Linked DNA regions of Mus musculus: region 1 is linked to region 2. The links are chromatin loops, found by intact Hi-C in ENCODE. Cell type or tissue: left cerebral cortex. All regions are shown on one strand. Each heading gives the region's core, and the rest is flanking DNA. Links, peaks and the distances in the headings are about the cores only. Region 1 overlaps Hivep2 (human immunodeficiency virus type I enhancer binding protein 2). Region 2 holds the start of Pex3 (peroxisomal biogenesis factor 3).

The links. Hi-C counts contacts between places; a loop is a spot of excess contacts. Peaks named below come from ENCODE experiments on the same cell type or tissue, not always from the same donor. Only the 100,000 strongest peaks of a DNase experiment are listed, where the experiment ranks them.
Region 1: it touches region 2 in a loop (2.8-fold over the local background); 1 of 42 quality-filtered maps calls a loop at or near these places.

The regions. Positions count from the first base shown.
Region 1 is chr10:14,107,405-14,123,692 of GRCm38, reverse strand. The region is part of intron 2 of Hivep2 (human immunodeficiency virus type I enhancer binding protein 2); the gene reads right to left. It overlaps Gm51759 (a long non-coding RNA gene), which reads left to right. Exons shown (of 3, transcript XR_003948830.1): 3 at 10,957-11,163. Among named protein-coding and RNA genes, the nearest start is that of Gm51759, 12 kb to the left of the region's middle. In left cerebral cortex, for the core only: no CTCF peak of the experiment used is centred there; a DNase peak (open chromatin) is centred at 6,521; H3K27ac peaks cover 1,724 bases.
Region 2 is chr10:13,546,778-13,563,065 of GRCm38, reverse strand. Pex3 (peroxisomal biogenesis factor 3) reads left to right here and starts at 9,924. Exons shown (of 12, transcript NM_019961.3): 1 at 9,924-10,240. The coding sequence starts at 10,168. Adat2 (adenosine deaminase, tRNA-specific 2) reads right to left here and starts at 10,159. Exons shown (of 6, transcript NM_025748.4): 1 at 9,705-10,159; 2 at 6,110-6,214; 3 at 2,802-2,952; 4 at 1,256-1,362; 5 at 357-429; 6 at 1-251. The coding sequence starts at 9,800. The coding sequence ends at 208. In left cerebral cortex, for the core only: no CTCF peak of the experiment used is centred there; a DNase peak (open chromatin) is centred at 9,902; H3K4me3 peaks cover 1,835 bases; H3K27ac peaks cover 1,117 bases.

The DNA of each region.
Region 1 (16,288 bases), core at 3,827-8,826, 560 kb before region 2:
TATGGCAGTCTCTAGATGGTCCATCCTTTTGTCTCAGCTCCAAACTTTGTCTCTGTAACTTCTTCCATGGGTGTTTTGTTCCCAATTCTAAGAAGGGGCAAAGTGTCCACACTTTGGTCTTCGTTCTTCTTGAGTTTCATGTGTTTTGCAAATTGTATCTTATATCTTGGGCATCCTAAGTTTCTGGGCTAATATCCACTTATCTTATATCTTGGGTATTCTAAGTTTCTGGGCTAATATCCACTGAGTACATATCATGTGAGTTCTTTTGTGATTGGGTTACCTCACTCAGGATGATGTCCTCCAGGTCCAACCATTTGCCTAGGAATTTCATAAATTCATTCTTTTTAATAGCTGAGTAGTACTCCATTCTGTAAATGTACCACATTTTTTGTATCCATTCCTCTGTTGAGGGACATCTGGGTTCTTTCCAGCTTCTGGCTATTATAAATAAGGCTGCTATGAACATAGTAGAGCATATATCTTTCTTACTAGTTGGAACATCTTCTGGATATACGCCCAGGAGAGATATTGCGGGATCCTCCGGTAGTACTATGTCCAATTTTCTGAGGAACCGCCAGACTGATTTCCAGAGTGGTTGTACAAGCTTGCAATCCCACCAACAATGGAGGAGTGTTCCTCTTTCTCCACATCCTCACCAGCATCTGCTGTCACCTGAATTTTTTTGATACATTTCTTTTACACCAACACAATTAAAATGCAAAAGATTGCATGTATGTTATCTTAGTTCATGACACTTACAGGCTGTAGACCTACTACTCCTGTTCCACCGAGGAGAAAGACATCAGGAGACTGAGGGTAGGGACTGGAATCCTACTTGGCTGACCTCTGAACACTAGCCATTTCATCTTCACACTCCAATGTCTTATCAAAACTTAATAATTCCTATATCTTCAATGTTCTTCTCTAAGTATTTTCACCTAGTCCCAAATTTTCACTTACTTTAAATCCTCAAGTTTTGAACTCTCTAGAAGAAAATATCTCACATTGGAGATAAAGAAAATGGCCACTTTTCTTTGTGACTTCTTAGGGAATAACTCCATAATTTAAATAGTGTTTGAACTATGACTTAGGCAGCTCCTTAGGAGAATATGAGAAACTGTCAAGACAAATTGCTTGCCTTTGTTCTTTAGCGATCAATACTTTAAAGGAAAATATGAACCTCAGAAGTGAAAATTAGCATTTATCACTTCCTATTCTTTGTATGACACAGAATATGTAATTTTGCTATAGCAGAAACTTCAAGTGAAGTAAGGACAGAATTTCTTGAAAAGAAAGGCTATAATGTACTAATGTTTTCATCTGACGAGATAGTTATCTTTCTAAATCAGACAGCTACCATTACGTTTTACAGCACTCAATTAAAACCAGTGACTAGACACATACCATTCATCCTTACTGAGGACAAAACACAAAACAGACAAACCAAATAAAACTCCTATCAAAGAATAGGTCTATTCTGAAAATAGATTTCAGAATGAGGAGAGAAAGCACCATATACAATTCAAAGGCAGACTTTCTGGATAAGCGCCTTTCAATTGATGCTTGCTCGCTGCTCGACTATTTAATCCAGGAGTTAACACCATTTCCCAGGACTTCCTTCTTACTCCCAGGTCCTTCAGGAAGAGCTGTGTGGGCCTCCCAGGCCCAGGATGCTCTGATCCACGTTCATCTATAGCAGAGTCAGCCCTCGTTCCAGTGAAATGCTCGAGACTGCTAATACAGAGGGGCTAGTGTGGTAACTCAGTAGGCTAAAAGTGCTTGCTTGGCAGGTCTGAGAACCCAAGTTCAACCCCCACATCCAGGATCCATGCAAAAATCAAGGCGCATACATTTATACACTCAACATGTATGTAAAACACACACACACACACACACACACACACACACACACACACACCCCTATGAAATTAGGAACAAGTTCCATTCCAAATGAACCTTTTATGTATGATTTTTAAATTTTGATTTTACATCCTTCTTTCAGGTGCCATTGGGGGTGGGGGCAAACTCCCTGTTACTCATAAGTCACTGGATCTTCCTGAGACAGGAAAGGTGGGAAAGGGCAAAACGTGCTGGGTCCCTCAGGAACTTCAGGATCACATTGACAGATACTATAGACATGGAGGGATGTATGAACGGCCTGTCGTGAGTCACTTTATCGTGGCTGTGAAAGGAAACGTGATAGAAAGTACTGGCAATGGACTACATGTGGTGCAGTCTTCTCTTACTCCCAAGGCCGGCTCTGAGGAGACTCAACAGTTCCCCTGCTGTTTTCCTTCATGTAAGCCAAGGAAAGGAAGGCCCTCTAAAGACCACAAGACTTTCAAAGTGAAACCTAGCATTTGATAAAGACATGGGGTTGTTTGTTTGTTTGTTTGTTGTTGTTGTTGTTGTTACTTGATATTTTACTAAGAGGTTTAGCTTTCCAAAAGAAACAGAAATTCTTTGGTTTGTTTTTTATTACTAAAGTGTATGATAATAGTCATAAATGGGAAAACATTTTATTAATATTAGAGTATGTTAGGGAGGAAAGTATAATAGGGAGAAAATTCACATAAAATAAATTAAATTTATTTGAGTCCAGGAAATATTATGGAAACTAGTATTATTTCAAAAATCAAATGTACCATTGCATATTTCAGGATTTGAATTTAACTTTCTTGACATAGGTCTGCTTAAAGCCATGAAGTTCTATAAACTTGGTAACTTACAACTAGATTATTTCTTTCTGATCATATACACCCATTTATCAAATTTTCAAAAAGCATGTCAGTAAATACCAGTTTTCCCCAATTGATTAATATGCCAAAAAATTCAATAGCAGAGCAATTCTTATATGAAAAGAAAACAGCTATTTATCATTTTATTCACTGGGATTTCTTTTTATGGTAACCAAACCCACACAAAGTCATTTTTTGGCATTCACTGCCAACAAAGGACTCGATATTCCAAGCTCAGTCTCACATTCACATTTAAAATTTTCCCAGTGTTTCAGTGCACTGAGGACAAAATTCAGAGGATTCTGAGGGTTCCTGTGGATGGGGTGACAGCCAAAAGGTGTCTTGATGTCACGAAAAACAGTCACTGCATTGGGCAGTGGCACTTTTCAGAGGTGCTTGTACCGAAAAAGGTATTCTAGTCTGGGTGACTGTTCCAGGTTTTGTGTGTGTGTGTGTATGTCCACGTGCGCGTGCACATGTGCATGCACACACACATGCAGCCATGCCTGTGGCAACTGGAACACAAGAAAGGGCTACAGCATGAAAGAGAGAGTGGGCTAGGCAGCAAGACAGGTGGGATGGCTCGGCTCCGTGGTGCAGACCTACCTTACCGTGTTGCTTTTTGGCTGGGAAAACCATTATCTCAGGGGGAAAAAAGTTAATCTCGGGAAATTAACCCTCACGTAGGTGGCAGCAAATGTTAAGGGACCATTACTAGATTATCACATCCTAAGTAGTAAAATGCCAGCAGGCAACAAGCTCACCCTCTTTTCTTCTACAATTTCACTAATAAGACATTGTTAAACTCAACACGGCTTCTTAGCTGTGGTTTGCCGTTCTTATTGGTTTGCAGGATTATGTGGCCCTGTACTTATAGGCACAGAAAGCACACAGACTTTCCTGTTGCCAAGGATCATTAATCAAATATTTTAAGAAACAAATGAGCTCAGGCATGGTGTTCCTCAGCTGTAATTCTGACACTGGGGAGGAAGAGGGGAAGGTCAGCAGTTCAAGGTCATCCTTAGCTTCTTAGGACAGCCTGGGCTACAAGAGGTCCTGTCTAGAGCGGAGACCACTCGCACGCGCGCGCGTGCGCACACACACACACACACACACACACACACACACGTGCGCACGCGCACACACACACACACACACACACACACACACACACACACACGATCACGACTGGTAAATGTAGGTATCACCACTACCACTATGATACAACTGATGAGCTACTGCTCAGAAAGAAAGGTCAGAAGGTACCAGGAGGTAAGGAACCTCTCAAAACTTGAGACCAGTGCCAATGTTCAGATGAACACTGATTTCCTGGAGATCATTTTGGAAAGGTCCTTTCCTTAAAGATGAATTATGCAAAAAAAAAAGAAAAAAAAAGCTCCTCTTAGTAAAAATCTCCATAAAATCTTTATTTTTTTCCTAAAATGACTGAGTTGCCAATAGGAGGAGAGAACTGTGTATCTTCTGGGACCCTGCCAGACAACTTGAGAGAACTTCTGGGAAAACCAAATCACGGATGGCAGTCCCGTACTTTGACCTGTTTGCAGTCTACCTTGACATGTGAGAGTGCCGAGAAAATGGAGACGTGTTTTCCCAAGTGGGTAGCCATGCAGATGTAGTCAAGGCACATGACCTATTTTGATTCTAGCATGGCACTTTTAATATCTGATCATAAAATTTTTAGAGCCTCAGACAGTTGTTTCCAGGGACCTCTTTCCCCAATCGCATTGCAAAAGCTATTTTTATAAGGGTTGGGATTACTAAGAACTTTATATGGGGATAAACTATGCCAGAAAAACATGTACTCTCAAAGGAGACTCTCCCCATTGAAAAAGTTACAGTTAAAGTGGGCCTAGCATAGAAATCAAAAGAAACAAATGTCGTACAAGGTATTTCTCTCTAAATGGAGCACACCTGTCAGGCTGAGGGTGTTTATATATGCATTCACTGTAGAGCCAAACTGCTTTTCCAAACACACATGAAATCAATAGGAGAGAATAATGAACTTTAGTTATTAACCTGTTATCCTCATATCAATAAACTACATCACAATGTTTTTGCTTCCCAACTCTCTTCACTGAAGTTCACAGACAAATTCTGAGAACCTGAAGGATGAACAAGAACATTCAAGCTGTTGGTGCTGACAGTTAACTTAATGGGCATGCTGTGTGTCTTCACCCACAGAAACTGCCAGCTCTCAAAAACTAAAATTTGGGATTGTATCACTCAAAAAGCATTACTTTAATTTAAAAATTTTCTCGCTAAAGGGAACTGCAACCCTATAGGTGGAACAACAATATGAACTAACCAGTACCCCGGAGTTCTTGCATATGTATCAAAAGATGGCCTAGTCGGCCATCACTGCAAAGAGAGGTCCATTGGACTTGCAAACTTTATATGCCCCAGTACAGGGGAACGCCAGGGCCAAAAAGGGGGAGTGGGTGGGTAGGGGATTGTGGGGGTGGGTATGGGGGACTTTTGGGATAGCATTGGAAATGTAAACGAGGAAAATACCTAATTAAAAAAAATGTTACAAAAAATTTCTCTTTTAACATAATGCAAATCTTTGAATAAATATTTTCATTAAAAGAGAATTTCTTGTAACAGAGTAGAAGCAATTTAAAACACAATGCTATAGTTACAACTAGATGTACTGTGGCTAAGGAGATAGTTCAGTTGATAATGTGCTTGCTTGGTAAGCCTGAGGACATGAGTTTGATCCCCAGCCAGGGCTAGGCAGATTCCAGGGTTCACTAGCTAGCTAGTGTAGCATACTCAGTGAGTTCCGAGCCAGGGAGAGACTGTCTCAAAAACTAAAGTGGACAGTGTGCCTAAGGAAGGACACCCAAAGTCTGCCTCCATGTGCATGTGTGTGCAACTGCACACATATGTGCACTGTGGGCACAAAATCAAATCAAATGCACCAAGCATGGAAGCTGTGGCCCTGCAGTTCAAGCTGCCATTCTGTCTCCTGGTCTCAGAGGTTCCCCACGAAGCTTCTATAGAGAGTCATCATCAGGTAACTTCATACGCTCAGACAACCTCATAAAAATTCCTTTTCAGCTGCTACATTCTGTGCTAAAATTAATTTCTGAACTATGAATCCAAAACCAAAAAAAGAGAAAAAACTAGAGCTCCTTCATAGATACTAGTAAGTAATAAAGAAAAGAACTTTATTATACTATGAATTAATATTTATCTAAATCTAGTATAAAGAAATTCAAGGAAGATCACATTACTTAACCCAAGTATACCATCTGAGATTTTTTTGACTCTATGCATAAAAGGTTAACAAAAAAATAATATTATACATCTTGGTGTGGTATTGCCTACCTGCAATCCCAGAACTCAGGAAGCTGAGGGCAGAAGATAAGCAAATTCTAAGTCAATCTGGGCTACACAGGACATCAGAATACTAAAAAAAAAAAAAAAAAAAAAAAAATGACTGCCATGCCCACAGATGGACACTGTATATTTATTAATTAAGACTGCAACAGCACCTTGGTCTATAGTGTGGCAAGATGATCCCAAAACTTTTGCCAAAGAACTAAAGAACCACAACCCGACAGTGAAAAGGTGCCATGTCCTGGGACCACCTCTTACAAAGACTTCGAGGGTTCTCACCCCTCCTCCCTTCCCCTCATCACCTTACTGCACCCCTGAAGTAGGACTTTGGGACACCCTATGCACTTTAAGATATGACTCATTACAAGCAAGCAGGCCCAGTTGGTTCCTCTAAAGACACAAAAGGCACAAAAAATAGCTTCTGCGATTGAGGCAGAAGCCACGTCAGCAAGCAGATGAATGTGGGTGGCCAGATAAGATTCTACCGCAGCCAAGAGCAAATTATTAAGCAAATGCTGGATTTATTTTCTGTTTTAAACTTGGTTCTTCTTGCCTCAAATCAACCACTGTGAACACTCAAAATGACAGCTGTCAAGCTCCTCTCTAACCTGGAAATGTCATCAAAGACAAGGACCATGGCTGCTTCCCATTAGAGGAAGAGAAAGAATGTCTGAAAGCCAAAAATGAAAGAAAAGAAAATACCACCATACTCAAATAGCATCTCTTAGAAGAAGAAGGAGGAGGAGGAGGAGGAGGAGGAGGAGGAGGAGGAGGAGGAGGAGGAGGAGGAGGAGGAGGAGGAGGAGAATCATATTCAAAAGAAGCCTGGTCACACAGCCTCAGAAAGGGGGAAAAACAAAGCAAAAACATTTTCTCTTGTATGTGGAATATGAGAGAAATATCATGTATAAAATAATATATGTATACATGTGAGTATATACACATGTGGGTACAGTATCACATGAAGAACAGAAAACAACAAAGGCTAACATATGAGATTGAGGAGGGAACTGAATCCAGATAATGAGTGTGAGTTTTAGAAGAGGCTGTAAGGTTAATTGTTTTTCTAGTTCTAAGTCCATTCTGGATTTTTGGGCAGAGGGCTTGGGTGGTGCATAAGATATTATTGCTATCAAAAGTGTAAAATTTAATGTGAAGCTGCACAGCTTCTATTCCGAATGCCTATTCTAATTGTACAAAATTCTACTGAGTTGCAAAGACTGCGGGTTTGGTTAATTGTGGGATGTGATTTTTTTTTTATTTACTTGAAATTTCGTTTTCCTTACAAATAAAGATTTGTCTGCTCATTTTCAAAGAGTGAAAATAAAGTCCCTTTGTAATAGGAACTTATACTAAAGTCAAACAAACAAAACCCATGTCATCTCTCAGCATAAAAGGAGAACAAATCATTGAACTCTTTTGCATTCGCATCATCTAAGACATAAATGGAGCCAAGATGCCATAGATAACTGAAAGTTTTAGGCAACAACTCTGTGCAGTTTCCGTAACTGGGTATCTAACAGTCACCACAGGAAGAGGTAAGAAAGACAGAGAGAGCTCAGCTCTCAGTAGATCAGCACAAATTCCAATTCACTATTACTGCCAGCCACCTCCACTGACCAGGCATCCCCTGTGAATGGCTGACAAGCTGAGACCAGGGAAATGCCCTTAGTTCTGGCTGTACAAGGGTTACCGGAAATGGGACATACTTTTCTCAGACCACGTTCTTATCTCTGAAGTTTCAGATTACTGCTCCCTTTTCACCACTTCACACAAAGAAGAAGAAAGTAGACCCAACAGATGTATAATTCTGTGACTTAACCTGAATTATTGCAAGTTTGGTTTTCTCTTGGAAATCAACAAACCTTAGTGACATTGTTATGCTCTGACCTTGTAGAACATTACTGTGATGTTAACGCAGAGATTCCAATGATATTAAGATGAATATCACAGAATTGATTGGAGTGAGTTTGCCCAGACAGGCAATCACTTATAGTCCTGCAAGCTAGGCAATTATTTTCATTATTAAAATGAAGACATAGTCAAACTCTCTTGGAAAATTAATTTTCCCATTAATTTTAAGTGATCTTTTAAAGCTTGGCTTCTCCATCAAAATAAAAGAAAAATATTTCCCCAAACTGCTGGTTTCTTGATTTCATTTCCTAGAAATGAATATGTGGTACATTGTTTTTTACAACGTACCACTTTAAAAAAAAAAAACAACTTTACTTTTAGGTTATTAGATTTGTATGAAAATCACCAGGTGACAAAAATCACATTTAATAAATACTAAGTTTGCCATAAAGGTTGCTGATGAATGTTGTTTTAAAAAGTCTCCGGGTTGCAGAAACCCAGTGAACACACAAGGCTAGTGAGTCACATGGATCTTGGAGGGGAACCTACAACCACCACTTCCCTGAGGCAACATAGCCTTTAACTACCTTCTAAATATTTCTCATTATGCCCACAGATAAGTATGTGTCCTCATTTGTGACCAAGGAAACTTGTCTTTGAAACAGATGGAGACCATTACAGAAAACTACAGTCCATGCAAATGCAGACTTGTGGAAGGGATGCATCTAGAGAACAACGGCCACATCTAAGGCTCAGGCAACATCGTGGAAGAGGGGCAGAAAGAATTAAGAGCCAGAGGATCAGAGAATTTGCTGGGAGATTGTGTCTCCTAGTAATGTCAGAAACTACGCCATAAAGTCTCACCAACGTGACTACCTAAACATGAGCTAAACAAAGACAGCAACGATGTCAAAATAGACAGGGAAACCCCACAAGGCTTCAACCTTATGTAAAGAAGTACAGGCAACTAGGGAGCGCTGAGACAGGAAAAAAAAAAAATCAAACAGTCTTTCCAAGGGAAGAGCTTGCCCACTAGTTATCCAATACCAAAAGGTCGTCTCTGAAAACATACATATTTTTAATATTATACAGACTAAGCAGGTTAGATTTAGGAATACATATACACTTATGCATGTAAGAAAAATAAAATGCAAAAATAAGGCCATGCATTTGAAAGAGAGTAAGGCTTGGTAACTGATAGTGTTTGGAGGAGTGGGGAAGGGGAGGGCAAAATGTTGTGATTACATTATAGCCTTGAAAACAAAAACAGAAAACCATCTCAGGCTCCTCTGAACTTAGACTCCTTAGCAGGAGGTAAGTATGGTTTCTTTAACTGGGTACAGGCTGGCTGCTCTGTCACTAGCAGGCTTCTCGCTCTTTAGTTAATATTGAGAGTATTTTCCAAACATTCATCTCCAATGTGTAATTGAAACTTAGAAAGCCCAAGTATCCCTGCTTCTATCTAAGTGGTTTGTTGGCCTTTCTTGTCTTGGAAGAAAACAGTTCTTCAGATCAGATATTTACTTGTGGATTGTAATATATTATTTTCATTAAATTAGCCAAGAAAAAGAGTATACTCATAAAAGACAGATATTTGAAGAACCCCATTGTTTATAGGACTGGTTGCCATCAATCTCTACTCTTCCTGAGTTATTCTAAAAAAATTAATTTAATGAGACTTCAGTGAATTTTGCAAAAGGCTAATATTTCCCCAACAAACCTCTCAGGCACTATAAGAGCCTCCAACGATCTTAATTTTTCTTTCAGGTTAAAAATATATGCTAAATCATAGTTTTAAGAAAAGACTCAGACAAACCTGCCAGCCTTAAGATAAGAACTCTCCAAAATAAAGTCAGCCTTCACTTGAATAAACCCTGTGATGACTGGACCAGTAGAACATTGCCAGAGACAGGACTCCTGCATCTCTCAGTAAAAGGGCCTCTCTAACAGAAGGATCGATCCTCCTCAGCTACAGGGGGAACTGTAGTTGAGTTTTGAGAACTGAAGATTTGGAAGTAGCATGGAAAGATGAGAGAAGGGCACAGATACCGATGTGCAAGATGTGTCCCATCAATCTCACAAGCTTTACTTAGACACATCTTTCTCCTAGCGGAAAAAAAAAAAAGGACTCTCCTAGCTAACTCATTGTTCACCTTCAAAGTGTCAAGAGTGCTAGTGTTAAGTGTCAAGTGGTTGTGAGATACTAGGGAAGATCTTCATGTGCTGGAAACATACACATGCACACACACACACACAGATGCACACAAACCCATGAATATACACATCACGCACTCGCATATACACATAAACACATCCATACACAGAAGCACACACATGACCACTGACACATAAACACATGTGCCCACACCTACACCACAACACACTCATGCACACATAATAACACACACACAAACTCATACGGCAAACACACACACCACACAAATGCACCTTGCACAACATACACACCTAAGTTCATGCACATGGAAATAACAGCACACACATGAGGACACACACGAACTCATGAAGTACACACACCACACATATACCACACATGCATGCACACACCAGCACACAAAGTCAAATAATGTACATGAGAAGAGCGACTCTTCCCGAGTTATCCTAAAAGGAGGTTTGACAAGCAAACTCCAAGTGCTTGTTCTGCCATTTTGCATAGGGCCTGGTTCTACTACAATTGCCCATTTTCATGAAAGTGTCACAAAGTATTCCACACATCGGTATGGAATTGATAAATTATTATCAATCAAACAAACTTAGGGGTTGGTGATGCTATTCATGGCAGAATGTGCAGGAGCCTAGTTTTGATCCAAGGAAGGAAAGGAGGAAGGGAGGGAGGGAGGGAGGGAGGGAGGGAGGGAGGGAGGGAGGTGGTAGGTAGATAGGTTGCTTGATTTGAAGTGATCCATGAAGTATTGCTATTCTAGAGCACAGAAAAGTTATACAGCAAAGAACAGTAAAATGCAAATTTGATTTTTTTTAGGCAAACCCATGTTCACCGGTGACTGCCAGTTGTGACTGCTTACTTAATGTTTCTGATTGCTTTATGGCGTTTTCAAGCACATATTGAATGCCTACTATATACACTTCTTCCAGGCTGATGTGCCTTTGAAAATGAGTTCCAGTCTACAGGAGGTAGGTGAATGTCTGTTTGATTCCTCGTTCCTGCAGCGTCATCGTCCCCACTCCTTTCCCCCAGCCTAAGGCTGCAAGTTGCTGTCCTCCTCTGGTATTAGCAGCACCAAGTCTCCCACACAAATCCATCAGCTAATGCAATGTCTGCAAGACCATAGTTATAACCAAGGTCCAAAAAGCATATCTAACAACCAGTAAGTCACATTGTGAGCTCATTGGTTTAAGGAGCAAATAGTTACAAACTTCTGTGATCACTTGTAATTTTATGTTTAGTCTAACAATACATTAATTTAAATAATAATAAAGTTAATAATATTTAAGACAAATAATAATATAATAATGTAAATTTCCAGATCATTAAATTCAGCCCAACTAGGAAGTGGAAAGGGTGAAAAGCCAGTCTTGCTTTAAGAGCTGAGACACATAGTGAAGTTTCTGGTCTGGGTTTAATTCTGTAAGCTCTAAGTCAAATAGAGTTTGTTTTCTTTTTTATAACTATCCAAACTCTTTATTATTAGGACATTAATAACCTGGCCTTGTCTCATAAACCAACTGAGGAAGAACAAGAATGGACCCTTGAGAGTAAATGATCCTCACCTTCAAAGAAGACATTGATAACCCATAACTTTATTGCTAAATCTATCAGATATGGAAGGTGACAAGAGAAAAAAATAATCAATGGACTTTGATTTACTTCCAGTTTTATTAAAAAATGTTTAATGAAAATTTTAAGTTCCCCTAAAGGGGTAATTGTTAGCAAAATCAGATGTCAGCTGAATCAATTTCTACAAATAGTACATTATTTAGTATCCAAAGCAAAAGCAGTGATTTATTCCACAGCCAGCTTTCTGTATGTGCTATTTTCTGTCAACTGGCTGCTGCAGTTCCTTTCCCTTGCTCCTGCTCCCTACCCCCTTCCCCCTCCCTCCTGATGGATCTGTGCTCCCTCCTTCCTGCTCCCTCCCCCCCCCCCATGCTCTCTCCCTCCTGTTCTCTTCATCTCTGTTTTCATTTCAGAACTGGTTTCTTGAAACTGCAGACCTGGTGGGACCTCCTCTTAGATCCCCTCCCCCCAGCCTCTAATAATAATTTTAAAAACCTTTCAAATTAATCATTTTAAGCAAAGAAATCCCTTTCATGCAGCCACCAGAGCTGAGCCACATAGTTTAAAGAGGCCAAGGATAAGAGACAACCCCCATTGCTGTAGGGTTCTCTGCTGACTGCTGCAGGTTAGATTATCTTAGCAAAATGGTAGAGTCATACAGATGGTGTTTAGCTTAATTAAACATTTTATCATCTAAGTATAGTTGCACACACCTCTTAAACCAAGTGCTCAAGAGGCTGAGGCAGGAGGATTGGGAGTTGAAGGCTGGCCCAGGCTCTAGAGTGAGACCTTGTCTTACACTATAGCCCATTCCAAACAAATAATAATCACTTTTTTTCTCAGTTTGTGCTATTCTCTAATTTTTCTTTTTTCCCCTTGCAATTCTCTTTATCCTATCTTTAAGTGTTATTGTGGTAGGTAAACAACTGCTTCATTCCATGTCGTCTTAGCATTAACTATTAAACTAAATATTTGGAGGAACCGGGATAAAGTAAAACGGTTTATTTGATGCCTGTACAACAGTGAGAACAACACAACCTAACAAAGACATAACTTCAATGCATTGCTTTCCCAAGTTTATCTGGGATTATACTGGTGTGTGTGTGTGCGCGCGTGTGTGTGTATCCTGTGAACTGATCTCAATGTCACCAAATATAAATGAAGAATAACTCACAGATGTTAAAGCAGCCTTACCTTCAAGAAGCTTTCTGTGCAGTATTCCGAGGGAGCATAAAAAGACGCAGCAAAGCAGTGGAGACTTCAAAGCTCATTAGGAAAACACCGAGCTAGTTAGGCAATGCCACATGTCGAAAGTACTGAGGTAGGCAGGGAAAGAAGGCATGGATGGCTGGTAGACACGTTACAGTGAAGCAGATAAGGAAAACAAGAGGTGCAGGCTCTAGACCAAGGGATGCAGGCTCTAGAACAGAGGATTCGGGCTCTAGAACAGAGGGTCAAGAACTTCTAGGGGCACTCTTGTCTCTGCCTCCATCTCCTGAGACAAGCTGAGATTACAAACCCTTGCACCATGATGTCTGGCTTCTACTTGGGTTCTGGACTGAGGTCATCAGGTGAAGCAGAAAGTGCTTGTACGCTCTGAACCATCTTCCTATGTCTGCATTCAGCTTTGTCATGAGGGATCTGGGGACTGCTCTCAGTCCTCATACTTGCAAGGTATACTGAGGTATATTGAGGTATATTGAGGGCGATATCTCCTCAGATCCCAGAGAACTCTCTTCCAAGAGCCATTTTCAAAGGTTTGTTTTTACTTCAGAATATGTCAGTTTTATCTGAGCTGGTAAATGCTAATATATCCAACAGTTTACCATCTATGTTTCAATAAAAATCTCTAGATAAAGAACTCAAAGCCAGTATCTTTATTATAAAGAGATTTGAGACATTAATAATTATACAACACACACACAAGCACACACACACTCACACACACACAATTTCTTTATAGCAGAAGCAATTCCCTTTATGTCCTAAGTGTGAAAACTGAGCTGTCCTGATTTCAGAAATGTTGGAGGTTTTAGAAACACGAACCATTATTAATCCTCTGAAATATAAACTCTTTGCTTAATTAAATTAACCATGTACTGTAAGCTCAACCACTTATGAAGCAAACTGACTGAAAATCACAAAGTCATTTGTGACATTGGGGAGATGGCTCAGTGCTTAAGAGTGCTGGCTTTATAAACAGAAGGATGTGACTTTGAACGGTGAATCCCTAAGTAAAAAGCCAGGCTTGGCTGCAGATGTCTGTAAACCCCAGCATTAGGAGGCAGAGAGGGCAGATCTGGAGAATTTTCTGGAAATCCAGTCTAGCCTAAATATGAAGCTTCTGGTTCAGTGAGAGATCTTGTCTAAACAAAATAAGGCAGAAAATGACATGGGAAGACACTTAAAGTCTTGCTCTAGACTTCGAAGGGCACACTCATGCATAAGCATTTTACACACACACACACACACACACACACACAGAGAGAGAGAGAGAGAGAGAGAGAGAGAGAGAGAGAGAGAGAGAGAGAGAGCATTTGAACACACCACAGAGCATATTACAATGATAAGTATAGTAGAAAATTGGTGCATATTTTTCACTAGTAGATAAATATATAAATGTGAAAGAGTAGATGAACTAAGGAATGGGTATGAATTCACTCATGAGTGGGTATCCAAAACATGCACAAAAACCTTTCTTGTTTGGTATCCAAAGAGGAGCCTTCTAAACCCTCGGACATGAGCATGAAAGTGCAAGGTGCTTTGGACCTGCCCCGCTGATCTCTCGCTAGCCCAAGAATTTTATTTTTACTTCAATCTAGACATGACATTTTCGAGCCTACTTAGTGGCCCTCTTTGGTTTAGAAAGCTAACATATAAACTTGTGTCCTCTCTGAAGGAAGTATCTAGTTTGTTTGCTTGCTTTTTTTCTAGGCAAATTTTTGGTCACTAGCATCACTGCCACCATGAAGTACTTGTTCTTTTCTTCTCTCAGCCACATTAAAAAAAATATGAACACACATCTCAGAAAGGGGGGATATTGCAAGAAGCATAGTAAGCACTGTTAGGAAACATTTCCAAAATTGAATCTATTTGTACTTTATAATCATGTTTGGACAGCACAACTAGAAAAACTAATTAGTTTCAGGTCTACAAAAAAAAAAAAAAAAGAAAAGAAAAAAGAAAAAAGGAAACCACCCAAGTATTTTCCTCTTTCTGAATCTTTAACTATAGCATATTGATTCTAGAAGGTTTTACAATTGCAACAGAGAAAGTGCGTGTAAACAATAGAATTCAATAGAAACACGTTATTTTTCCTTCTCTAAGAAATTGTGTATGAACAGTATGAAGTAATATGGACAAATTATATTATCTTTGAGACATGGTCAAGTTTCCAGCTACTGTCAAGTCTCAGCAGGAGGCATGGAAAATATATTTGACATATTCTTGGACACAGATAACTTAGGCTGGCAGACCCCACACCCCAACCTTCTGCAGTCTACTATAGTGTTGGATGAAGATTCTGTTGAGCATCCAAAGGGTTAAAAAAAATCAGATTTAGACACATGTACTTTAACCAGATTTGAGTCCATCTGATCAAGTCTCAAATCTGCCTAATCGGTTAACATACAAGCACTAATGATCCTAAGTGCTATTTAAAATTTAAACAATGAAGAGTCTGGAAACAAAGTGTCATTTTGATTAATCAGTCGTATGTGATTTAAAGCAATCTTGCCTCTCAAGGAAATGTAAACATTAGAGTGTGTGCGCTTTGAATTCCCAGTTGGGGTTTAGTCAACATTAGTGATCAATGCCCAACACGGGCTTTCTGGTGTAATGCTGGTGTTTTTGACACCTATGTAAATCATCACTTATCCGCTCTAGGAGATCACAACAATATGGTAGGCAAAGCAGTTAGTCAAAATGTCCAGGTCCTCAAACGGCATCAGTTGACACAATTTCAGTGGTTCCACGTTGACAGATGTCATTTGGAATTTCATGTTCATTCCTTCTCATGTATCACTTAAAGAAATGGAATTTGCTGGAGACAGTCCTAATAAAAATCCTTTGGGGCTGGAATGTCACTGAGTGACAGGGTGCTTGTCTAACAGGAGTAGGGCTTTGAGGTTGATGCTCAACACTGTAAAGACATTTCAAGAGCCATGGTCAACTTCATTAACATTCTTTCTTCAAAGAAAACAGTAGTAGATAAAAAGGAGATAAAAATAAAGACAGAGAGGTAGGTATGATGGCTCATCCCTAAAAATATTAGGATTTTATAGGTTTAGAAAGAGAGTTAGGGGTTCCATGCTAACCGGGGATATAGAGAAAAACCCTGTCTTATGAAAACAAAATAAGACAATACCAAACCACACAAATAACGACAAACAACAACCCACAAGTATAATAGAAAATTACAGAATGAAGAACTGTGTTGTCTAATTTCTAGGCTTCCTGCTGTGATTTCACTGGAAGACTTAGACAAGATGCCTAGACTAATTTTACTGCCGCATCCGCTCCTTGACTTTTAATAAGGATATAAATTCCTTGAACAAGCAGATCATAATGTTGAACT
Region 2 (16,288 bases), core at 7,301-12,300:
CTTTCAGCTTGGTGGAAGAGCTCACGGTTGTTTACATTGCCAGACATTTTTAAAAGGGCTAATTTGTTCCTTTAACAGAGCAAATGACGAGCGACACCATTTTTACACACAGTAATAACATATAAACGTGACCAGCGACGTCAGCGGCTCTCGGTCAGGAATTCTGTCCAGGTCTCCAAACTGTACTAGACGTTGATCATTACAGAATCAGGATTTCTGACAATCCTTTTTCCGAACTTTTGATTTTGGCGCTGAAAGGAAAAAAAAAAAGTCAGCTAAGTGAAAAGCAAGGGATAGGAAGCTTCCGTCACAGCGAGTCGTGTTTCGGTGAGACACTCCACCAGGAGAAAACTCACCATTTGGGTTCTCCTGTTTGTAGAAGGTCTTTAGGAGCTCCACAGCCTCCTCAGCTCGGTACCCAGGGATGCACTGATGAAGGGAGGAACGTGAAGTGAGCGTCAGCCATGACTGGATGTGGGTTATGTGTCTCCACAGTGGGGAGTTACAACGTCATACGGGGACATACACAGTTACAACGACATACGGGGACTCCATACAGTGTTCATTACTTGGGACAAATAAAAGCACGACTAAGGACATACATTTCCAAGAGAATGGGCACCCAGCCTGAACCAAACATCTCAACCACTAATACTAATCACTTAAACTGTAGTGTAAATACTACGCTAGAGAGCACTACTTAAACCCTCCGTGCTGTGTAACTGGACTTGAGGTTTGACGTAGTGATTAAATGAGATGCTGAACAGGTGCTCATAGTTTTACCTGCTATATTTCTCCAACCATGGGATGCTATATGCCTTGGACTGGTAAACTATTCTTAGTGGAACAAATCGCGTCCACAGCTAAGAATGACAAGCCAGTGTAGGGTAAAAGGGCCAAAGCTAAAACACCCTGACCCTGACTTGACCCCAAGACCGGGGACAAGAAGCAGAATCCGACCAGTCCCTGAGCTTGTCACGGAAAAGCACCAATCACTGAGCATGAAAACCTTGGGAGAAACCACCAATCCCCGAGCTTGCCACGGAAACCCGCCAATCCCTGAGCTCACCCCAAGCTCAGGACTTGAAAACCCACGAATCCTCACCCACGGTACTGTCTGATTCTGTCACGGGTTCTCGGACTAATTGGTAAGTCCATCAAGTGGTAAGTAAAACGGGGCATGGAGGGAGGAAGGGAGGAAAGAAAGAAGGAACAGAGAGAGGAAGGGAAGGAAAACACAAGTAGACTGTATTACCTGAAACGGTCTTCCAGTATTGGGTAGGTCAGCAGAGGCAATGTTTAGGACGGAACCGCAACCACCAAACCGTTCGTTCTGACAGCCATAGACGACCAGCGGGATTTATAGTACAGAATTAAGGTCCTACACGGGATGTAAAGAACCACGGCAAGCGCAGGCTGAGATGAACTGCCTGGGAAAGCTCAGTCCAGACTTCAAAACAATTAACAAAACCCAGTTATGCAAAAGAATAGAAAGAGACTTTATCTATGTAGAAATTAAAAATCTAGCAGTCAGTTGGCTCAGCTGGTAAAAGCAGTTGCCATGCAACCATGACAACCTGAGCACGATGCCTGGGACCTCCTTAATGGTGGAGGGGGAGGACCTCAGGCTTGTCCTCTGAGTTCTGCATGAGCCACGGCATGCGCTTGCCATTATAACAATAGTAAAGAAATCAACCAACCAACCCTGGTAACTGCAAACAGAGCAGAGGCCGAGTGTTTCCGCTTCACATGCAAACCAATTCTCTGCTCTTTCCTCAACCAGACTTTCAGAACCATCGCAGAATTGGAAATTTAATTCAGGAGTTTTACCTTTGAAGATCCATAATTTAATCCCAGGATCCCACAGAAGGAGAGCACAGACTCCTGGCCATTGTCTTCTGATTGTCACACAAGTGTGGTGGCATGCCCATGCCCCTCACAATAAATAAATTTAATTAACATGTCAAACTTGGATAGAAACCTGGTGTGATGGCATGTGCCTGTAGTCCTAGCCCTCGGAGGATGGATCAGGGACGGCAGTCCAACCTCAACAATGGAAAGAAAAACTGAGAGAATACATGGCTACGTAGCTAGCCTGGTTGCCTAGCATGTGCGAGGCTCTTGGTGCTATGAAATACATACATACAAACATACAAACATACATACCAGTCTAGAGATGGACTGCACTCAGCATTTATATTGCGTGGTCTATGCGAATACAACCCAACTGAAGACTAACTAATTCCCACGCATATACAATGGTAGCATAGCGAGACATTTTTACTTCTTATTTACCTCGAACTTAATCTCTCTCTCCTTTTTTCTTGTACTTTGTGATAGGTATTCATGGCAAAAGTGGGTTAACTGAAAATATTTAAATTACACATAAGCTGTCATACAAGGCAAAGCATAGTCCTCAGAATGCCTCCTGTGCTCCACCTTAATTTGGATTTATCCTGACAAAAGAGCTTTTCTTCCCTTTGCTTAAGTATTCAATTCTTTCATGGCTGTCGATACAGAGAAAGAACAGGTCACTCTGCTGTGTAGAAACTGGTTTTCCTGTTTCTGGCTAAATTGTAGAGTGTATTTCATAACGCTGTTTCCACACATTAAGGAACTGAAAGCTAAGGACGGCTATGGCTCAGGGACAGAGCAGATGCAGCAAGTACAAGAGCCTGGCTTCCATTCTCAACGTTGAAAAGAAAAACAAGCACTAAAAAGAAAGAACAATGGGTCGTGAATCTGGCCATGTTGTGCTCACAGGCAAGGTAAAGGCAGGAAGTCTAGAAGCCAAAGGATACTCATAAGGCGCAGGGCGGCAGCACACATGATGCACGGCTCCACAGTGACGTACAACACGGTGTGCTCGAATACAGTGGAAGGGCTCTGTCCATGCTGATGACACCAGTCTAGGACCTGATCAATGGCCACCATTTCAGCATGCCGAGTAGCCTTGAGAGAGAGAGAGAGGGGGGGGGGAGAGAGAGAGAGTTGTATTGACATTGTTTGTTTCGTACAGCTGGTGTCTTTAAAATATGCAAAATGTCAATTCAAAAGGCATTCCTACCATTTCTGACTGTATTAGAACATGGGTTTCAGGATGCCCTTAGCAGTTCCCCAGTGCAAATATCATAAACTCACCAACAGGGATGTCTAATCCACTGTACTACACAAACCTTGCTATATTTTTAGTGAAATTCTTGTGTACCTTGGGAAAATTTGTTTTTCATTAAATTATTACAGAGGAGATAAGTCTCAAAAAAAAGACCTACCATTTCTGAATATTTTAATGGAAGATTTCAAATTTCATAAGCTTATGCTCTAGTTTCAAATATATCTTCAACTGACCTCACTCTAAAGCAAAGCCTTATTGAGTTTACCAGAATATTAGCATATTCACCTAACAGCACAACAAACTCTAGATAGGCACACACTTGAGGATTCCAGATACATCATGGCAGATGGTATTACAGGGAGAAATAAGCACCCAGCGTAAGGAATGAATTACACTGAAGTTTGAGTCCTGGCAGTGATGCAGTAGTCATGGATCTCAAGCAAACTCTGGATCCTCCATGTCTGAACTAGAGTTTACGGTTATCTTCTCCTCTACAGCTCCTGGAGCAATCTGAGCCACGCCAAGCATAACATAGCCTGATGCTATCCAGGTACTCTTCTTTCCTCTTACTAAAATGATTTTAATGCAGGGGTAGAGAGAAGGCACCAAGGTTAAGAGCATTTGCTGCTCTTGCAGAGGACCAGAGTTCAGTTTTGATCACCCATACTGGGCGGTCCACAAGTGCCTGAAGCGCCAGTGAACAGTTCCAGGAGCTCCAACATCCTTCTCTTGCCTCTGAAGGCATCTAGAGGCATGCAGTCACACACAGGCACACTCACGCATGCGCGTACGTGCACATAATTTTCTACCTTGGATGTGAGATTCTTAAGACACAGGATGTTTTAGGTTGACATGAAATGCTCCATCTTGCAGAAAAGTTCTTTAAACTCAGGAAGTAAACAACTCAAAGGCTTCAGGAAGTCCCTGAAAATAACTGGATATACTAGGTGTCCCCCCCATCCTCAAGTGCATATAAGCAGTAAGACTGGTAAAAGACACGCTTACATCAGCCATTCTGCTTGGACGAGGCTCAGAACACCTAAGGTATTTGAAAGAAATGTTCTCCAACTTGCTAAGCTGCCTGAAAATTGTACAATGGGCTTCAGGCTTCCAGATTCTATTCTGGGGCAAGCTTTCCTCTTAGTAACTCAAATAATGCTAACTGGTCCACCAAGCTGGGCTTCATTGATACCGTTATTTTGCTCTGCTGCTTCCTTATCTGAGGCGAATAGGCATTTGTTCACACCTCCCCAGAATAGTGTCACACAACACATATACACACTAAACAAACAAACAAACCTTTACAATAACTGAATTCCTAAACATGTGTAATATACCAACAATGAAGTCAATAAGATATAGACAAATTAAATATATAACAAGCAATAAAATTGAAATAGTAATCAAAAGTATCCCACAAAGAAAAGCCCAGGAATGGGTGGATTCGTGGCCAAATCCAACCCAACTTTTGAGGAAGACCTAATGCCAATATTCCTTAAACTGTTGCACAAAATGAAAAGGGAAAGAACATTACTAAACTCCTCCTCCAATGCAAACCACGTGAGGGCACAGCAAAGAGAGAAAAGCATAGAGCATCTTTCTTGATGAATATAGATCCAAAATTTCTCAATATTCTGACAAACCTAATGCAAGAATTAGTAGCTCACACATCAATCAAGATGGTTTCATTCTACAACTGCAAGGTTGGCTTGACATATACAAATCAATAGATGCAATATACAATATACAATATGCAATAAATAACGTCAAAGACGTGAATAACACAATCATCTCAGTAGATACAGAAAAGGCATATAGATCAGTGAATATGGCAGCAAAACAGATATAAAGATCAGTGAGAGAGAATAGAGCACCCAAAATAAATCCACATAGCTATAAGCACCTGATATTTGATAAGCATAAAAAAACGTATATTGGAAAAAAGACAGCCTCTTCAAAAAATGGTATGGAGGAAAATGAATATCTACATTTATGAATAAAATTAAACACATTTCTCTAACCCTACACAAAAATCAATGCCAAATGGATCAACGATATTAATATAAAATCTGAAATACTTTACTCCCTAGAAGAAAAGTTGGGAACCACTTCAAGAGACAGATATAGGCAAAAACTTTCTGAAAAAAAAAAAAAAAAAAAAAAAAAAAACCTCCAAATACACATGTAACTGACAACTTTAGGAGCTTCTGCACAGCATGGGAAACTATACACAGAATGAAGAGAGAGGCTACAGAATGGGAGAGAATCTTTGCAGCTACACCTTGCTTTGAAGAGAGACACCATGACAAAGGCAACTTATATAAGAAAGCATTTAACTGGGGGCTTACATAATAAAATTTCAAAGATGTAACCATTCTTAGCTTTTGGCTAAGATTACAAATGCAGAAATAGAAAATTTATCTACTACAGTTTTATAGTTTCATTTAACTTTTCTGAAAATTTGATATCTAAAACAAAACAAAAATTGAGTCACTGTTACAATCATGAAAAGAAAAATCATTTACAAAGGAAGAAAAAGGATGTCTTGAGAAGAGACCACTCAGTATGTAAGAAGCTTGCAGGCAAAGAATGAGAATCTGAATTCAGACTAACCAGATACATGTAAACAACCAGACACAGCCACATATTCCCATAGACAACCCCAGTACAGGAAACAGCAAAGAGAAAGATCCTAGGGTTCCCTGGCAGCTAGCCGGGCTGAACTGATGAGGTCCAGGTGCAGAGAGAGGTACTGTCTCAAAATACAGTGCAAAGGGATGGAGGAAGACATTTTGACCTCAACCTGCGACCTCCACAGGTATGCATGCACTTCCACTAACACACACACACACACACACACACACACACACACACACACACAGTCTAAGCAGGGGGCAGGGCAGGGAACTGCCCCACAGGACACATTGGTTCTTATCTTGCCAATGGTCCCACCATAGTCATTGTATTTGTGTGTGTTCTCAGTGCTCCACTCACGTTTTTTGTCTGATTCACTTCATTTCTTCCCTTCCCCACAACTTCATTGTTATAGACCATAAGGCAGCCAACAGGAACTTCAATATTTTCCAAAGCTTCTTTGGCCTGAAACACAAAGTGGGAAATCTGAGAGATGATGTTCAGTGCTCAGAAAACTACAGATAAAAACAGATGCAGTGGGAACTGGGGTGTGGATAATGAACTAGGCAGAGAGACATGGCTGTGTTTTCTCCAGCTCAAAGCTCACCAGCTCAAAGCTCACCAGTCTCTGGGCTATACTGTGCTGTGTTCTCTGCTGGGTGTCTGTGTTAAGGAGAACTCAGGGATGTCTCCCTTACCAGGTCCTGTGCCTCATTTTCTCTCACTGAAAGCCCATGTAATCAATGGCTTTTGACCAGTGTTCTTAAATTACCAAGGCTGCCCCTTCTCAGAGATGATACACATATCTACAAAGAGGTTGGGGAATGTATAACATATAAATATTTGGCTATAATACTTTCCCTTGGTAAAATTCTACTTGGTTATTATTATTATTATTATTATTATTATTATTATTATTTATCTTCTCTAAGATTATAGCTATGATCCCATGGAGTACTGATACCATAAAAATTATCAGATTGGATGTCACTCTTTCCCACAACTTCTAAGAGACACATGAAAGTTTAGGGATACCTTATGTAAAAATGGCACAAACTTGGAAAGTATATTGGAAATTTAAAAAATATATTCATAAAAGTCTATGATCCATGTTGCACACCCGCACACACACACACAGAGAGTAAGCTGATGAAACTTTAATAAGTTCTTCAGAGTATACCAGTGAGATTTCCCTGGCTCTGATAGCAGAGTAACAGTTGTTATACGGAAGAACACTGAATGGCTGGGTCTTCTCTGTGTACACTTTTTGCAGTTTCCTGTGGCTTAAAATTATTTTAAAGAGAAAAGTTAATAACTAAGCTAAAGAAGGATGTAGCGGGCCTATGGAGGGAGAAAGTAAAGCAGGTCTGTTGACTGTTATACAAGACCCTAGGAAAATACAGGTCAAAAAGAAAGGGCTTGTCAGTTGTGTCAAGGCGGCAATAAAGGTAATTTTAGGTGGAATGGTGGAAATGAAAAGCATTGGCTTGAAGAAATGACTTCCTTTGGGTCAGATTCTCAGCTTTTGACTGTACCTCTCCCAACAGACCTCTTAAAAGGTAATGCTATGTCAAGATGAGATGGTTGAAAAAAATCTAAGTAGATAAGTTGTTGGAGTGTTTTTTATTTTTATAAAATTTTTATAAAATATTAAGCACTTTGTAACTATAAATTCATTCTGTTTATAATCCTAATGTGATAGGAATACTGAGCTCCATTGTGTAGGTAAGGAAACCGAGGCACAGAGAGGTCAATTAACTTAGCCATTTAAGACATTTGGAATGAAAATCTAGGGAGTTTGATTTTCCTCATTATTCCATTAATAATTGGAGCAAATCTTAGTGTCTGGTGCTGGGTTCTCTGCATTGCTCTCCCTCCGAAGCCTCCTTAGTAACCAGTGCGACCTCAGTGATTAGATCCTTCATCTGGTTTATGGTTTAGAGTGGTTTGAGCGACAAGAGGAGAGGGAGGAGTTAGTAAGGGAGAGACACGTGACAAGGCTTTCGGTAAGACTGCACCCTGGAGCACAGGATACGGTAATGTGAGCCGCTTCAGACATGTAGAAGAGAATCGAAGACTGGGCTAGTGAGATGGCTGGGCCAGTAAGATGGCGCAGCAGGATTCACTGTGAAAGCATGATGATGAGTTCCATCCGCAGAACCTACAGTGGAAGGAGAAAAAATGGAAGGAGAAAAATTTCTCTCCTCCCAAAAGTTGTCCTGGAATCTTCACACACATTCGAGCACACACACACAGATACATACACACACATGTGCACCTGCTCCACACACATGTGCACACAACAATCACTTATTTTTAAACTCCCCAACCAAGTGGGAAGTACATAGGTAGAAGCAAAGAGATAGGGAGTGTCAAGAGCTTTATCCACTGTGCACCCAACATGCTGCAGAACATTGCTGTCTTGGCAGCCTTTCTCTACTTCCAGGTCAACGGAGGACTGGGCTTCTTGGTACCTAGTTCCTCTGGGTTCGTTCTCTCTCTCTCTCTCTCTCTCTCTCTCTCTCTCTCTCTCTCTCTCTCCTTCCAGCAAATTTATCTCACTAGAAATGATAGGGCTACCTTAAAGAGACATACAACATAATTGCTAAGGCACAGCTTGTAGGCCAGGATGCTGGTGAGTGGCTGAGCAGATGCAACGGCCATTGAGAGAAAGTGAAGCTCTAGGAAAGCAGTCTATGGGGGTTGATTGAGAAGAACTGCTTCCCAGGGCAAATACATGCAAATGTGCATGCATTTCCTCTATGGACAAGTTCAAAGCTTGAGGCTGAAAATCCACAACACTCCACCCAGTCTCAGACTTTCCATTGCCCCTCCCATTTCTTCCAGTCTGTCCCTTCCCTTTGTCACAAATGCAAAAGAGTTGAGTCAAATAGGTCTAACTGTTTAGATGGATTTGAACTTAAGAAGCTGGCCTTCTTTGGAAGAGGCCAAAGCTCTGCCACTGAAATGGTGACTTGATCTTCCTTAAACCAACAAATTCTCAACTCGACAACTGATGAACAAAGGCTCTCTTCTTCCCACCCCGAGCTCTGAGAAAGATGACCAAAAAAAAAAAAAAAAAAAAAAAAGATGTTAATTAAAAAATTAAAAGAATGCATTATGCCATTTGTCTGGGGGCGTGGGGTGGAAAACATGTTTCTGTCTTCTAGATTTTAATTTCTTATGAAGGTGAACTTCTGTAACCATTAGAATAAAAAGGTGAGATATTTTAATTTTGTAAAAGAATAAACAAAAATAATATCCCCACACCAAAGGCTGAGCTCAGTTTTAAGGCCTTTACAATGCTGTAAACAAATTGGTGTTCCATGTTCACAGAATGAAAACCCAGCATCAAACTGTGTATACATACATAGTTTGTATGTATATCCCTGCCACAAACGTCTATCCCTGCCACACATCGATATGGGTAATAAGCTTGGGAAAACATGTAAAAATACGACCAGAGCTCTCCATGATGAGCAATCTATAAGAATCGCAGGAAGGAAGGGAATACAAGGGCAGAGAAAAGTATCGTAGAAAGAGTAGACACATCATCGGTGAGGATTGTACCAGGACACGTTTTGATATGACCCTTTACAGAAACATCAGCTTCCTCCCATTATATGGGAGCAAGCCATAAAATAATGTGGCTTTATGGATTTGAAAGTATGTGTCCACATGGGAAGGAAGATAGGCAGGTAGGGAGCACACATCCCCAGGCGGCAGATAAGACTCCCTGTAATACATCAATCGAACCGTTTCTGTATTTTCCCTTCACCCCAATTACTATGAGACAAAGCTAAAGAAAAATTCCCCCTAGAATAAAACAAGTTGCTGCTTCAGGTATTTTCAGACATGATAGATAGCGCGCCCGGCACATTTGCTCAACTACTCTGGTCAGGATATGGCCGGGAGAAAGTTTGCGCTCTCAGCATCCACCTGCCCGATTCCTCACCATTCGCATCGCCTCCTCCATCCACTTTTCCGTCTCCTGTACGGACACCACGCACGGGCCGTCTGGAGTAGTGGTGGACTCCACCTTCTCCTCCATACCTCCGCCGCTCAGAGACTCCGGGCCGAGGGACGAGAGAAGAGAGGACAGCGGAACGCGGCGGGAGCGGACCTTGCTTCCAGGAGGACGGGAAAAGACGAGGCACCCGGGAGCTATTTGCGGACGGACCCAGGCGTCCCGGATCAGTAAGCGGCGGCTGGGGGACCGAAAGCGTCGCTGCTCCGCTCTAGTCCACGCCCCCTTCCTCCGCTTAAGCCACAACCTCTGCTCAGAGAAACGTCTGTGGTTTCTGGAGAGCACCTAGCGCCGCCACCGCGCTGCTGCCGGAGGTCCAGGCCAGGTGGACGGAAGACACGGTGAGCCAGCCCCTCTCCCCTAGGCAACCCACACAACACGGGGTCTGGAGATGCTGAGATCAATGTGGAATTTTCTGAAACGTCACAAAAAGAAATGCATCTTCCTGGGCACAGTCCTCGGAGGTGAGTGACAACATGCTTTTTAGAAGGGGCCATTGGCAGAAAGGAGTGACAGAGGTGACTTATAAAAACAGGCAGGGCCCACTGATACCAAACTGGGATTTGTCGAAGGGATTGGCTCAACCGTCAAAGAAGAACCTCTAAAGTTCTTTTATCTGGATCTCTGTGCCCTTTGCCCCTCACTCTGCCCCCGTCCTTTTTCTCCCCATGGGCCTTCAAGAGTCTACCCCAATGAAGTTTCTTTTCAAAGCACTATTCTCGTATAGATAGATACATTTGCCTTCCAATTTTCTTCTTTTGCTTTCCTGTTAGATTTTCATTCTGTTTGTCAACTCTGCTTTCAACCTTTCACACGAGTTTCGAAATATTCTAGGGCCATTATCTTAAGTCTGCTCTTTGAGGTGGTGTTTAAAGGTAAACCGAAAACAGCATGTTGCTGTAAAATATACAGCAGATAATTTCTGTTCTCCAATTGTAAAGTACAAACTATATATCAACACAGTGCTTATTCTGCAGTGTTGTCAGGACTGGCAAGGTTGTGGTCATGATCCATTTTGGTGATATAGTTGAGTTCACTGGCTGAGAGGAAAGTTAGAAACAGGATAAAAATCTTGATGCTGGAATTGTAACTTTGTGGTAGAGTGCTTGCCTAGGCTGACTGCATTGGGTCCCAGGGAAGGAGCAACACACACACACACACACACACACACTGCTTTAAACCCTTTGTCTTGGAAAGACAACCCTCAGTTAATAATTATGGGATTTTAAGAAGGGAATCTTTTGAACAACACAAAAAGGGAGTTTAAAAGAATTTTTAAAACTTGAGTTTTAAGAACTGTTACCACTATCCTCTGATCTATGTGTGTGTGTGTATAAATATATCATAATATGACTTAAAATATTAGGACATTTGTAAAACAGTAACCACATTCTGCATATCTCTGAGGTATAGCACAAATGAATAATAGTTCATATTTTATAGGAAATACTTTATAGATACAATGTGTTTTATATTACCTCCAGTCTCTAATATCTAAGGTATATAAATTGTACCAATATTATAGAATACATATGCTAAAGATAAAGTTGTCATGGAAGACGTATAAAGAAAAATTTTTGCTCTACCTAAGGGAAGAAAATTGTCTCTAGCAATTTCAGAGGGAAAAGCCTAACCCTTACAGTTTATGAAATACTTAATGGCAGATCAGAAATAATCATAGGAGAAATTAAAGAGTATATGCATATAGTAATAGGTTTTTTTTGAAACGATATTGAGAGTTTTATATTTGGAGATGAAGAGGAAGGAAAAAACTGGGTGTGGTGGCACACACTCTTAATCCCAGCACTCGGAAGCAGAGACAGGCAGCTCTCTGAGTTGGAGGTAAGGTCCAGAACACCCAGAGCTTCATATTGAGACCCTGTCTCAAAAAACAAAAGACATACAAACAGAAAACAAAACAACAACAAAAGGGAGGGGGAAGAGATTCAAAGGTATAATCGAAGCACTATTGCTTTTTTAGCAAAACAAAAAGTCTTAAAAGAGTTGAATCTGGCCGGGTGTGGTGGTGCACGCCTTTAATCCCAGCACTCCGGAGGCAGAGACAGGCGGATTTCTGAGTTCGAGGCCAGCCTGGTCTACAAAGTGAGTTCCAGGACAGCCAGGGCTATACAGAGAAACACTGTCTCAGAAAATAAAAAAAAAGAGTTGAACCTGAGCGGGGCAGTGATGGTGCACACCTTTAATCCCAGCACTTGGAAGGCAGAGGCAGGTAAATTTCTGAGTTTGAGGCCAGCCTGGTCTTCAGAGTGAGTTCCAGGACAGCCAGGGCTACACAGAGAAACCCTGTCTCGAAAAAAAAAAAAAAAAAAAAGAGTTGAACTTACCTAGTTTTATTTGTAAGAGTTCATATTTTTTCTGTATTGTAAGAAAATTCCTATCTTACATTTTAAGAAATATGAAATATTTATTAAGTGATTATACTATTGTGACCGGTATGATTAAATAGGTATAATTTATATATATTTTAATCACATATATGTACTAGGGACCCACCATATGTTAAACAGCATACTAAGTCCTTTCCAACCTCTGGAAATGGCAGCAGTATAGTTACTATTAGGCCATTGTAAAATTGAGAAACTAGAGTCCCTAGACTTTAAGAAACTTGCTAAAGGTTTGAGTTATTAACAAGGAAATAAGAATTCAACCCCAAGTGTGTTAGATCCCAATGCATATTATCATCCCATACTCTACACTCTGCCTCAGTGGGTTCTTTATGTTTTAAGAATGAAGAAATAAGTGAAATACTGTTACTAGACCGTGATAGAGTTGAATACAGAGCCTAGTGGTACGCAGCAGCATGGAGTTGTATAAAATGAGGCAGATTTCACAAGAGGAGTTGCATATTTTGAAAGCTGAGTAAGGTGTTATTATGTATGATCAAAGAGTTAGATATTTAATGCTGGAAAAACACAACAAGCAGAACTTTGGGTTGTGTGGCTTCTAAAGTCAGACTTTCTAGTTCCTACCCTTTAGATGGTAATTGCTGTGTGTCCATTTACTCCACTTGACCATTGAGGCTGGAGAAGAGCAGTGGTTCTCAAACTGTCTGATGGGAAAGAGTGTAGAGTGCCAGTGACAACATTTCAGTATGACACAAATATTGTGGACCTCATAGATCTCCAACAGACTCCAGGGAGGTCCAGACCATACTTTGAAAACCACTGGACAAGAGAAAGTGTCACGGAACAGAGGAGCTAGACTCAATCGCTGAGTTCTTAAAAGCACAGAACACTGAGTTATATCTTAAGCCTTGGAATTTTTAACCTCGTTAGGGATTTTTCGAGTCATTTATTCACTTAACATTTGAACAAAAATAAGGCCTACTCTAACTCTACTGGACTCTGAATACACAAGGAGTAAGACATCGGTTTCTCTAAGTCTGGAGAGTGTGCATGGAAATAAAGTAATACACAGTGTGAAATGGCTGCCTTACTATGCCATGTATGTAATGTGGGCAGGATCTGTGTGCAGTTGCTTCTAGGTCTTTGCTATGGATGAAAACCATTTAAAGTGCTTTAGAAAAATATAGACTTCTTCTGTCAGGTTCTCTTTCTTCAGGTGTAGAGTACAGTTCAGGAATGCGTCAGTACTGAAATGAAGATGTCACCAAGCGGGCACTGGCTAAGCATGGACAAGTTCACTACTCAGCACTGAGAAAAGATGGAAAAGATGTAAACATTAGAAGTTGGGGATCTGCTTGATTGGAAACAATGTTGATGGATTATTTCAAATTGTTATTGAAAATAGTTGTGCTATAGAAATCTTTATCCTGGAAGACAAGCCTGAGAGATGGTTTTAAAACAAATGATTTATACAAAGATATTTTGCTTAATTGGCCATGCAAGGAAATGTCGAAACATTTTCACTTTTTTTTTTTTTTTTTTTTTTTTTGGTAAAGCTATTTGATTTTACACACGAAAAAGATGTATATCCAGAGGGAGTAAGTGACCTGCTCCAAGTTACCTCACTTGCTGACCAAGAGCCATCATTAATGCCTGTTTTCTAGTCCTAGAGTCAGCCTGGCAGAGAAGCATATACAGCCCCGAGTCTGTGCTAGCTAATGATCGTTTTCTTTCTTTCTTTAGTATTTCCTAGAGAAACATTAGAAGGAGTCAGTTTGTGAATTTTGTATACGGGATCCTAAGTAAACTAGACCTTGACTAGCAATATCAGTGATAACTAAGGTAAAACAGTGTGTCTAGGACTTAAGCCTGATCTCATGTGTGACTTCTCTGGTGCTTCCACAGTAAAAACCTACCAAAGGAGAAATTTACAAAATTAAAATGTACCTTATACTTTTGAAGTTAATAGCCCTGATCAAGGTGTCTGTAGAGTTTGTTTCTTCAGTCACTTAAAAGGGATCTGTACTAGGCTGTGCCACATGATGATCATCTTGTTTCACGCTGTCTTCTGTAACTGAATACCGACTGTTATAAAGCCACAGAGCTTCTAGGAGCTCGCAAATTGTCTTTTCTCTACACATATCTTTGTCTAAATTTTGTGTTCTTCTCAGGACTCTGGCCATGTTGGGTCGAGGCCCATTGATCTCACTTTGTATCGACCTTATATTCTAAGGTGCTAGGCCTTCAATATATCAGCTGATGGCACAAGCCAGGAGTGGACACAATTTAGCCCTTAACAAATTATTTTCCTTTTTAGCTTTAGCTAGACTATACTGCAGTTACCAAGTAAAGAGTGTCACATCAATGATTCGTTTTACAATATAACGAGAGATAATAATCGCAGTGTATGTAACCTTCTGTGATATGGTATGGAGATAAGATACAAGCAATGCGTTCGGAACTAGTTGAACCAGAATTGCCTGTTGGAGGGTCACTTTGCCTAATCAAAGTTAGTTTCTTCATTCTCTTGGGATCTTGGTGAGGAGGGAGGGGGAATAGGTTCTCATAGTACATCCCAGGCTACTCTCCTGCCTCAGCTGGATGGTGTGGCTGTGCTGCTGTCATGCTACAGAAAGACAACTGATGAACAGCTTTTATGAGTTTCTGTTTGCTCTTGAAGGTTAGTTATAGTGCATGTATTTACATGTGTAGTAACAACAACCATACGATTCCTATTTAGCACAGAATTTTGTGGAACTATCTAAAGATATATAATCTGTTAGATCATCTACAACATCTGTCTTAGTAAAAATAGTTTAGGATATGTTTGCTTTGCAGTTCCTGATGACTACCTTTTCTTTGCTTGTGAGAAACAGACCAACTCCAACTAGATGTACATAATCCTTGTGGCCTTTGGGGAGATACTGTAAGCCACAGACAGTGGAGATAAGTGAGAAATGGTTAGCCCCCTGAGCCCTTGCCGCCAGAATTTATAATGAAAGCAAGTTCTGGCACACATCGGCACTTATTAGCAAAGACAAAACAGTAATGCAGCTTGTTGAATTCTGGTATTCTTTGGCACTCTGACAAAATCATGTACCCAAAACAAAGGTGACAGACACTATCATTGCTGTAACTCTGGATTTGGAAGACTTTCCTGGGTTCCAGGTTAAGCCGGAAAAAGGAGAACGGCCTTCCTAAAGCTACATCCATGTTTGTAGAAATAGTACTAAAATGTTTCAGCTAATCAAGTGTCTTAGACACTTACTGACTCCTGCTAGTCATTGTACTGTTTAGTAAACTATCTGATGCTAATCAGAAATGGCTTATTAAAACACGCCATCTTGTGTGGGGGACTGCTTCAGAAAAATAGTGCATCAGCAGGAGTGGGAGAGAAATAAGAGTGGGTAATAGGGACAGGGGTGACTGTGAGCTCAGTGTGTTGTATGCATATGTGGAATTGTCCAAAATAAAGAAGAGGCTATGACTGCCAGTGTATACTGATCACATTTTAACACTGGAATGTTCATCATATTCCCACTTAAGAAAACCAATGGTCACTCCCCCAGTATATGACAAAACTGCACTCACTTACCTTGTCTGTGCTGAAGACCACACAACCCTGCCATATTTTATACTGTTGTCTTATGATGCTGTCTTCCTGCTCCCTTTGTCATTTGAGTTAGTAAGTTTTAGATAAAGTAGATTACATTTTCTTATTTTCTCAGACTTTTTTCTAAAACATGGGTGGATAAATACATGTCTTCCTGACTATATACCTTTCTTTCATTCCTTTAAATCTTTTATTGTAGAGATTTGTAAAGTTATATGAACTTTGTCACTGAAGAAAACATGGAAAATATAGAAAAGCAAACAAAATCCCAATTATCACAGTTTATTTTACTTTAGAAATTAAATATGTAATTTTCTGTGTATCTATTCTATTAAAATACAAACTTCCTGGATGTTATTTTATCACCTAATAGTATAAAGTAGATCTTTCCTTGAGTCATTAACTATTTAGCAATGTGGTTTTTAATAGCTGCATAAGATACCATTATGTGAATAGATCATGATTTATTTAAATAATCCTCTGTTGCTGAATGTTTAGAATATCTTCAGTTAACTATTAAAGATGCTGCCAGA